Regions from separate parts of the Homo sapiens genome. Here region 1 is linked to region 2. Evidence: chromatin contacts called from ENCODE Hi-C or POLR2A ChIA-PET data. All regions are on one chromosome and are shown on one strand. The core of a region is the stretch at or near the end of the contact, and the rest is flanking DNA. Distances in the headings are between cores, read along the strand shown. Region 1 holds the start of COA7 (cytochrome c oxidase assembly factor 7). Region 2 holds the start of CZIB (CXXC motif containing zinc binding protein).

Region 1 (5,384 bases), core at 1,328-3,827, 520 kb after region 2:
CAGAGGTCACAGTCTGGTGGGGAACACAGACTTTCATGCCATTATTGGCATGACAAGAAACATTCCTGGAACAGGAATGACTTTGAGCCAGGCGCTCTGCCAAGCACATTGCATACATGAACTTGTAGTCCTTCTGACAGCCATTACAAATGGATCTGCATTTACAGAAGAGGATTCAGACTCACAAACATGATTGGTTTAAGGTTACAATTTAATAAACATGGAACATGGATTCTGAACTAAGATCTGTCCCCACTCCAAAGCCAGTTCTTTCTTTCCTACTACACTATACCAGAATAAACCAAGTGGTGTGGAACACCAAAATGGGAGCATCTAAATCTAATTTGAATGTGTGTAATTGTTGTGTCTGGGAAGACTTTACATAGGAGAGTATTTCCGATTTGTGTCAAAAAGGGTGGTCCAGGCATCAAGAGCAGAGGTAAACAGGGACACAAACTTGGGATCTATTCAGAGAACAGAAGGTTGGTGGGATGTGGGGGAAGAGAGGCAGAAAATAAGGCTAGAATCAGATTGCACAGGGTCTTGAAGGCCATCCTAAAGAAGATGACCTCAAACCAAAGTTCAAGGATTCCCATCCTGGGCCATGTGTACTGAGGAGTCCCCTAAGGTGATCAGGGTATAAGAAACCACAGGTAAATGTGGTATATTGCCTGGAATGTCAATTTTACTCAAAGGCTTGGGGGAGAAAAGGCAATCTTCTGTTATCCTATGAAAGATGTATTATGGGGAAATGAATGTAAAATCCTATGAATTTAAAAAATAAAACTGGGATTTCAGACATTATTGGCTGCCTTCCAATAAATAAGTGGTTGGAAATAGTCCATTCTTTGCTGCCATTGGGGATAGCTTAATAATGGAGCCATTTGGAAAGCATTGTTATAGGCGATGGGAAGCCATGGATTTAGCTCCATTGAGAATTCAAAAGTAGGGCTGGATGGAATTCAAAGATGAATGGGAAGTCAGCCGGGTGTGGTGGCTCACGCCTGTAATCCCAGCACTTTGGGAGGCCGAGGCCAGCGGACCACCTGAGGTCAGGAGTTCAAGACCAGCCTGGCCAATATAGTGAAACCCTGTCTCTACTAAAAATACAAAAAAAATTAGCCGGGCGTGGTGGTGGGCACCTGTAAGCCCAGCTACTCGGGAGGCTGAGGCAAGAGAATCGCTTGAACCTGGGAGGCGGAGGTTGCAGTAAGCTGAGACCGCGCTATTGCACTTCAGCCTGGGCAACAAGAACGAAACTCCGTCTCAAAAAAAAAAAAAAAAAAGACGAATAGGAAGTGGCTGTCTTAGGAGAACTTTCCATCTAAGCTTTATGGAACTGATGATTCTTAGCAGGAACAGGAGCAGGAAAACAAAGCAAAATGTAGGTAAATTTCCTCTCCTCCTCCCCATCTCCTTGACATGTTCCTTTTCTACCTCATTCATTCTTTTTCGCTCTTGTCGCCCAGGCTGGAATGCAATGGCACAATTTCGGCTCACTGCAACCTCCACCTCCCAGGTTAAAGCAATTCTCCTGCCTGAGCCTCCCAAAGAGCTAGGATTACAGGTGTGCTCCCTGTAATTTTGTATTTTTAGTAGAGACCCCTGCTAATTTTGTATTGTTAGTAGAGACAGAGTTTCACCAGGTTGGCCAGGCTGGTCTCGAACTCTTGACCTCAGGTGATCCACCCACCTCGGCCTCCCAAAGTGCTGGGATTACAGGCGTGAACCACCGCGCCCGGCCTCATTCATTCTTTTATTTTTTTAAAAAAAATTATTATTGCATACCAACTCCCTCACTTACTGTGTGACCTTGGACAAACTACTTAATTTCTCTGTACTTTAGTTTTCTTATCTGTAGAATGGGGATAATAATAATACCTACCCACAGTGTCACTGTGAGTGTTTTTACAGTGACATGATATATAATGAGAATTAAATGAGTTAATTCATATAAAGCATTTAGAGCCTGGAACAAAGTTCAGCACTGTTTGAGTACTAGGTGTTATAACAGTGACGTTGCTACACCCTTCACTGCTACTGTGTGCCAGTCAACATCTCCCATAGCCATTCATTGCTTAGGTAATTCATGTTGGTGGCCAAGACAGGTCTGGGAAGAAGACAGATGAATCAGACTGCTCACTGCACTTTGTCCAGCTACACCTGGCACATATAGAAGCTCCTCTAAATGCTTGCTGAATGGATAAGCGAATGTCTTCCTATTGAACTCCAAGTTCTTTGAAGGCAGGGACCATATTCCTAGCTGTCATATCCCTAGAACAATGCACTGGTGAGGCACACAGTAGGCGCTTAGGGATTATACATAGATAAATGACTGCAGGTGGAAAATCACTAAGGCTACAAAGCGAGCATAGGTAAGGTGCTGCAGAGAGACAGCCCCCAGTTTCAGGAAGGCGGTAGCCCTGGAAGCGTGGCTGCCAGCGCCCTTAACGGCGCGATGGCTGCTGGGAAGCACAGGCTCGCTTGGCTCGCCCCGGGATCCCGGGAGAGCGCCGCGGTTGGCGTCGGCGTCAGCCCCACGCCCCGCCCCGCCCCCTCCGCCGGCTCACGTGACCGTCTTTGGGCCGGCGCGAACCATGGCCGGCATGGTGGACTTCCAGGATGAGGAGCAGGTCAAGTCCTTTTTGGAGAACATGGAGGTGGAGTGCAACTACCACTGCTACCACGAGAAGGACCCGGACGGTGAGCGGCTCCAGCGCAGCCCGGCGACGCGTCGGGGAGGGACGTGCCCGGAGAGGTCTGGTCTGCGACCTCTGAGAGGCTGGAGAAGGAATCACGTGGCGGGCGGGGGACGGGGTCTGTGGATCGCGGTGACCGCGTGTGTTGGGAAGGGCGATGTGTCCCGGGAAGACCGAGCCAGGAGGCCGGGGCGGGTAGGAAGAGACGTGCTGGGGCTTTTGGGTTAGGGACTGGGGATCCATCGGTGAACAGATGAAACTCCCTGCCCTCGTGGAGCTTCCAAGCTAGTGCGGGGAGTCGGGCAATAAGCCTCAGGTAATTCATGAAATCGTGTTCGAAAGTAGTAAGTACCGGCCGGGAGCCGTGGCTCACGCCTATAATCCCAGCACTTTGGGAGGCTGAGGCGGGTGGATCACGAGGTCAGGAGATCGAAACCATCCTGGCTAACACGGTGAAACCCTGTCTCTACTAAAAATACAAAAAATTAGCCGGGCGTGGTGGCAGGCGCCTGTATTCCCAGCTACTCGGGAGGCTGAGGCAGGAGAGTGGTGTGAACCCGGGAGGCGGAGCTTGCAGTGAGCAGAGATCGCGCCACTGCACTCCAGCCTGGGCGACAGAGCGAGACTCCGTCTCAAAAAAAATAAATAAAAAGAAAGTAGTAAGTGCCGTGGAAAAAAGACTGGGTGAAGGGTGTCAGGAGGGCAGGAGGGCAGTTTTAAATTGAGTGATCAGGGAAGATCACTGAGAAAGTGGCAATTGAATAAAGCCTTGAAGAAGGTAAGGGAGTGAACCATGCAGTTCTTACCATAGGTAACAGCTGGCGAAGACGCCCTGAATCACAAATGTGTCCTGTGTGTTGTGTGAACATTGAATTGACTTAAGAGTATAGGTGGATGGTGGTGACCAGAGGGGTCCACCCAGAGCAGCTAATACCTTTGGGTGGTTTTCTTCTTCTTGCTTTATTTTTATTTTTTGTATTTTCTTTCTTTTTTGAGATAGTATGTCACTACGTTGTCCAGGCTGGTCGCAACTCCTGGGCTCAAGTGATCCTCCCGCCTTTGATTACAGGCATGAACCACTGCACACTGCCTACTTTTTAATTTTTTTGTTTTTTTGAGACTGAGTCTCACTCTGTCACCCAGGCTGGAGTACAATGGCTCGATCTCAGCTCACTGCAACCTTTGCCTCCTGGGTTAAAGCAATTCTCCTGCCTCAGCCTCCCGAGTAGCTGGGATTACAGGCACCCACCACCAGGCCTGGCTAATTTTTGTATTTTCGTAGAGACAGGGTTTCACCATGTTGGCCAGGCTGGTCTCGAACTCCTGACCTCAAGCAATCCATCTGCCTTGGCCTCCCAAAGTGCTGGGATTACAGGTGTGAGCCACCGTGCCCAGCCTTTTTTTTTTTTTTCTTTCAAATAAAGGACTGGTGTGGTGGCACAAGCCTGTAATCCTAGCTCTTTGGGAGGCTGAGGTGAGGTGGGAGGATCACTTGAGGCCAGGAGTTCAAGACCAGCCTGGGCAATATGATGAAACCCTGTCACTACTAAAAAAAAAAAGAAAAGAAAAAAAGTGGCACTGGCCCTACCTTCTAATAGCTTGCAGTTTAGTCAGTTTAGTTTGCAGAAATGACATAGCTATTCCTTGAGGCTAATCCGTAACATAGACCATAACACAACCATATACATATCATAACATAGTCATGACACAGAGTTGCTCTGCAGTATGATGGCTTGAAAAGAACCTGGGGTTGGGCCGGGCACAGTGGCTCACGCCTGTAATCCCAGCACTTTGGGAGGCTGAGGTGGGCAGATCACCTGAGGACAGGAGTTCAAGACCAGCCTGACCAATATGATTAAACTGTCTCTACTAAAAATACAAAAATTAGCCGGACGTGGTGGCATGCGCCTGTAATCCCAGCTACTCGGGAGGCTGAGACAGGAGAATGGCTTGAACCTGGGAGGCGGAGGTTGCAGTGAGCTGAGATCGCGCCATCACACTCCAGCCTGGGCAACAAGAGTGAAACAACGTCTCAAAAAAAAGAACCTGGGGTTGTTCTTTGAGAGCTGGTCCATGTCCTAAGTATAGAAAGAACTTAGAGGAATTGGGGTCACTAAGGAACAGGGTGGTTAGGGAAGACTTTGAGGGGAGGTCTGGAGGGCTGGGCAAGTGTTGATTAAATGGAGGAGAGGGTGGGAGAAGAAAGTGCTATCTTTTGGAAGGTTGAAGTCAGGATTTAGTACGTTTGAAGCGGGAGTCTGGCCCACAGTATGTCAGGGCTTGAATGCCAGGGTAAGGAATATAGACTTTGCTCTGTAGGCAATGGAGAGCAAAACATGTCTGAGAAGCAAGTTCTTGGAATTGGGAAGGGTGGATATATCAAAAGGACTGGCTGCAGCACTTTACGAGACCTGAGAAGAGGCTATAGTTACCGTAGCGACTGGTGTAGTAGTTCCTTGCATGTCCCACTTTCTTACCTGGATAACTGAAGTCGCCTTCTAACCTGTCCCTCTCTTTGCACTTTACTCCCTTAAAATCCATTTCTACTCGCAGATAAACTGATATTTTAATTTCAATTTTGTTATGTTAAATATTAGATTTTAAAATAACCTATTTGTTATCAATGCCCAATTATATACCCTCACATAATTAAATTCCTCCATACTCAGGCATATATGAACATAT
Region 2 (5,116 bases), core at 1,257-3,756:
AAGATCCGAGAGAATTCCCTGGATTACCAGGCAGAGTCTCTTGTTATCTTCCCTTACTTTCTCCCAAATAAATGGAGTCTCTCTCTCCATGCTGAGCTGCCTGGAGTTGGGAGAGGAGTGACACAAGCACCCCTGTGGCCACCACTGCTGGAACTGTGCTGTGTCAAACCTGAAGCCAGCACAGTAGTGGGTCTTGCCCAAGGCCCATGGTGACTATTGCCTGGTTATTGCTGATGTTTATTCAAAGCCCAAAGGCTCTTTAGTCAGCAGGTGGTGAATCCAGCCAGGCTTGTGTCTTACCCTTTGGGGTGGCAGGTTCCCTTCTGGCCCAGGGTGGGTTTAGAAATGCTGTCCAGGAGCTAGGGCATGGAGTCCGGGCTTTAGAAACCTACTTGGTGCTTTATTTTACTGTGGCTGAGCTGGTACCCAAGTTGCAAGACCAACTCCTTTTTAACTCTTTCCTCTCTTTTCCTTAAGCAGAAGGAGTCTCTCCCTGTGGCAACCATTACTGGGAAGGCACTGGGTCACACCTGAAGGCAGCACAGTACTGGGCCTCACCCAGTACTGTGGCTATTACAAATGTTTATTCAAGGCCCAACAGCTCTTTAGTCAGCAGGTGATGAATCCTGCCAGGACTGGGTCCTTTCCTTCAAAGCAGCGGGTTCCCTTCTGGCCCATGGTAGCTCTAGAAATATCTGGGAGATAGAGCCTGGCAAGGGGGCTTCGGGACTCTGCGTGGTGTTTTATTCTACTGTGGCTGGGATGGTATCCAAGCTGTAAGACAAAGTCCTCTTTACTTTCCCCTCTCCTTTCCTCTAAGGGAAAGGAGTCTCTCCTGGAGCCGTGAGCTGTGCTGCCTGGGGTTGGGGGACTGGTGACATAAACACTCCTTTGGCTCCCCAACTGGTATCTCACTAGGCTGTGTGCACCCCAAGTCCACGGGCTCTGAGCTCAGCACAGCACCAGGACTTGCCCAGGAATTGCAGTCTTTGTGGCCTAGACTGCCTTTCGAATTTATTTAGGACCCTGAAGCACTTTAGCCAGTGGTGGTGGGGCTCGCCAGAACCTGACCACTGGGATGGATGATTCCCCTCTGGCTAGGGTTTCTCTAAGTGCTTCCTCTGTGGGCACTAGCTGAATTCTGCCCTGAGTTGCTTTCCACTGTGACAGGGCAAAACTCAGTTCCAATGCAAAGTCCCATAAGCACACAGATTCTCTCTCTATGCCAGGCAGCCAGGTGCTGCCAGAGGATGAGGGAGGGGTGGTGGTAGCAATTCAAGACTGTCTTTCCTACCCTCTTCATTGCCTTGTTCCTTTTTTTTTCTTCTTTTATGAGATAGAGTCTCACTCTGTCACCCAGGCTAGAGTGCAATGGCATGATCTCAGCTCACTACAACCTCCACCTCCCGGGTTCAAACAATTCTCCTGCCTTAGCCTCCGGAGTAGCTGGGACTACAGGTGTGCACTGCCATACTCGGCTGATTTTTGTATTTTTAGTAGAGACAGGGTTTCACTATGTTGGCCAGCTAGGTCTCAAACTCCTGACCTCAGGTGGTCTGCCCGCCTCAGCCTCCCAAAGCACTGGGATTACAGGTGTGAGCCACCGCACCCAGCCATTGCCTTATATCTTGATGTGACGTTACAACCAGCTACTGTGATTGCTACCTGAGTTTTGGTTCTCATGAAGGTGCTTTCTTGTGTGGATAGTTGTTCAGTTTGGTGTTCCTGCCAGGGAAGAGGAGGAGGAGGATCACTGGAGGGTTCTATTTGGCTATCTTGCCCCACCTCCTAGAAGAGTCTTGAATGTGCTGTTCCTTTTACCGTTAATCTCCACAGCTCCTGCATGGTCTCAGATGTAGCCTGGACAGGAGGCCAGGTAAAATAAAGTTCAATAAACGTTATGAGAGAAGGATAAGCCAGGTGGGCTCCCAAAAAAGAGCCAGCTGAAGGGGAATGTCCAGTCGCAAGGACCACAGTGAGAAGGATGTGGACACAGGGCAAACTCTGGAGAAGGGCCTAGAAACCAGGTCTCTTGGGTGAAACAGGAAAGGGCAGTTTGAAGAAAGGCATCATCCCCAAATCTGATAAACCAATACATTCTACTTTTTAAAGCGTATTGGTTTATCTTTATTTGGCAGTCTTGGAACTCTTCCTTTTGTAGCTTTTCCCCTGGGCAGAGGGAGCTGACGTGATCTGAGAAGTTCCAGGGCAGGCAGAGTAGTGAAGAGCCTGGAAAGAACTGAGGGTCAGGAACTGTCCTGTTCGCTTAAAGCAGGCACAAAATTGGCGTTCAGTAACTGTCTGTGGCACCACCGAATCCTGGAGTCAGGCTTCCGCTGGCCTGAGCACAGGTTGCTCGCGGACCTGGCTGACCTCCACTGGCCCCAGATCCCCAGATGCGAAAAGCCCAGTGGGCCAGGCGAGCAGCGGCGCGCAGAAGTCCCTGCCCCGCGGCCCGGCCCCGGCCCCGCCCTACTGAGGGTGCGCAGACGGCACCCGCCTTTTACGACGCGCCGGAAAGCAACGGCAAGGGCCGCAGCCAGCACCGGGCGGAGAGGGCTACCATGGGGGTGAGGGGAGGCCGCCCGCCGCGGGGACACGGAGGGGAGGTGGCGAGGGTCTGGGAGGCAACAGCTCGCGCCAGGAGGAGATGAAGCGAGTGGGTGCGCGCTGAAGGAGCAGGAGGCAGAAGGAGTGTCTCCCTGTGGCACCCACGGCTGGGAATGCGGGAGGGTCGGGCAGGCGTGGGGCTGCGCAGGCACGGCTGACGCAGTCGCTCTGGCCCTCCCCCTCAGAAAATCGCGCTGCAACTCAAAGCCACGCTGGAGAACATCACCAACCTCCGGCCCGTGGGCGAGGACTTCCGGTGGTACCTGAAGGTGCGGCCGGGGCGGGGCCCGGGGAGAGGAGGCCCGTCCTGATCTCAGTGCTGAACCGGAGCCTTCTCTCCGGCAGTATGAGAAAATATTTAACCAGGCACATTAAGTGTTCGGGGTTTTCCTAGTTAGAATTTTACGTTTGCTTTCTATTAAAGTGTATTGGTTTATCTCTAATTGGCAGTCTTGGAAAGCTTCATTTTGTAGTTCTTCCCTGTGTTAAATATTTCGTGGTCTGTAAATGGACACTAAACGAAATGCTACTTGAAGGGACGCTTGTGATTATTTAATAAGGTGAATAGTTCGCCTTTCGTTTATTGATTTGGTTTTCTTTATTGTGAAATAGTTTAATTTTGTGCGTAATCCACCCTTCCTTAGCCCTCCCACACTGGTAAAGCTGGTACCCTAGTGGCATGGTCTACAGAGGCCTCCCCTTCCCCAGCAGTTCGAGGCTCTTCACTCTTCCAGATCCCAGAGCTTCTGCTCTGTTTTACTCCTGGTCAAAAATCCCAGCATCCTTCTGTACCTCTCAAAAGCCCTGTTTTTCGGGAAGCTGCCTCCGGACTACTTTTGTTTCCCAGGATTTTGAAGCCTGAATACCAGGGCTTACTTGGGAGAATCTGTTCTTTGGCTTGAAGAAGCGGAATCGAGTGAAGGAGACAGAAAAATAGAGTAACAATAGAGTGATAAGTGCTTATACCAGTGACATACAGGGCCTGTGGGAACATAAAGCTAACCAAGCAGAGTGGGTCGGGGGCCTGCTGAGGCCATTTCTCTTTTTTTTTCTTAATTGACACAGAATTGTACATATTTATGGGGTATATAGTGATGTTCCGATAAATGTAATGTATTGTGATCAGATCAAGGTAGTTAGCATATTCACCTCAAACGTGTATCATTTCTTTGTGTTGGGAGCATTTAATATCCTAGCTATTTGAAACTATATATTATTGTCAGCTATAGTCATCCTACAGTGCTATAGAACACTAGAACTTATTCCTCCCATATAGCTGTAATTTTGTATCTTCTAACAAATCTCTCCATATTCCCCCCCCTCACCTCCGCTGAAACCATTTCTGCACCACAGGTGCCTTGAATCCCCGGCCACACTGAGCACTTCATAGAGGAGGGTGGGCACGCCGGCATAGGAAACAGCCTTACCTATCCTTTGCCCAGAGATAGTTCTAGTTTTGTCCTTGTTGGGGCAGGTGTTAGGGATGAAGTGAGATTGCCATCAAGAAGGTAGATCATGAGCCTGCCCACCTCCCACTGTTCTTACCCTTTCCTTGGTGTCTGTGCAGCAGAGCCAGCTGCTTTACTAACATTCTTTTTCCCCAAAGATGAAATGTGGCAACTGTGGTGAGATTTCGGACAAGTGGCAGTACATCCGGCTGATGGTAACTGTTCCCCGCCCAACCCCCAACATAAACACTCACAAACACACATACACTTCTGGGCAGGGATTTGGGGAAACTGGCCTTCATCTCTCCAGTTCTTTGCTCCCTGCTTTTTGTGGTTTGGGAGGGTAGGTGTCAGTGTGATCAGCACTGGATTCAATAGGCATCTTTGAGGTATGAGGCAGAGTTCAAAATCAAGGGGAAGCCCTTTTTTTATTTTCCTCAGGAAGCCTTCCCAGGAGTCTTGTCCTAGTAAGTTACCCTTTCTGGGTCTTGGTCTCTTTAAGTGGACAATAAATGGTGGGCTCGATCTCCTCAGGACTGTACATCTAATTCATATGTGACTGAAAGTTCTGTTTGCTTTTTGCCAGGACAGTGTGGCACTGAAGGGGGGCCGTGGCAGTGCTTCCATGGTCCAGAAGTGCAAGCTGTGTGCAAGAGAAAATTCCATCGGTAGGTCAGGCTGTGCGTACTGAGTTCTGCCAGGGTGGCCCACAGCTTCCTGGCACCAGGCTGAAAGTAGACTCATGTTACCTGAGGGTGGAGTCAGGCCTAAGATGCCGACACCTGTACAGCGTGATCTTTTTCAGGGCCACATGTGGGCACCTGGCTGGGGCGAGGGTATGGACTCAAGTCAACTTTGTGTTCTCTTTTCTATTTCAGAGATTTTAAGCAGCACCATCAAGCCTTACAATGTAAGTTTGCTGCTGTAGTGGCAGGGATGGTGGGCTTAAATCCTAACTGGAGTTAGTAGGTCTGGGTTCTAGAGTCATGCCTGCATCAGAGTGACCTGCCATAGGACATTCACTCATGAACTTAGTTCTTCTTTGACTCAGTCATTTA

Evidence for each region. A loop is a pair of places that touch in the nucleus more often than their neighbours do. ChIA-PET counts read pairs that join two places held with the same protein, here RNA polymerase II (POLR2A). Pooled maps may share reads with other maps.
Region 1: a pooled map shows a loop between it and region 2 (5-fold over the local background). The contact joins the promoter of COA7 here to the promoter of CZIB in region 2. A Hi-C loop is called at or near these places in 1 of 168 maps with a recorded cell type or tissue (PC-9), 1 of 37 single-sample maps with no recorded cell type and 11 of 50 pooled maps. POLR2A ChIA-PET finds 5 or more read pairs at or near these places in 5 of 52 experiments (AG04449, B cell, H1 and 2 more).

Annotation. Positions count from the first base shown.
Region 1 is chr1:52,695,540-52,700,923 of GRCh38, reverse strand. It overlaps COA7 (cytochrome c oxidase assembly factor 7), which reads left to right and starts at 2,577. Exons shown (of 3, transcript NM_023077.3): 1 at 2,577-2,703. The coding sequence starts at 2,598. RefSeq lists an enhancer at 2,348-2,407 and a silencer at 2,458-2,597.
Region 2 is chr1:53,218,024-53,223,139 of GRCh38, reverse strand. CZIB (CXXC motif containing zinc binding protein) reads left to right here and starts at 2,506. Exons shown (of 8, transcript NM_017887.3): 1 at 2,506-2,570; 2 at 2,796-2,879; 3 at 4,217-4,273; 4 at 4,645-4,726; 5 at 4,937-4,968. The coding sequence starts at 2,565. It overlaps CZIB-DT (CZIB divergent transcript), which reads right to left and starts at 2,780. Exons shown (of 1, transcript NR_185918.1): 1 at 1-2,780. RefSeq lists silencers at 2,175-2,234, 2,365-2,734 and an enhancer at 2,604-3,105.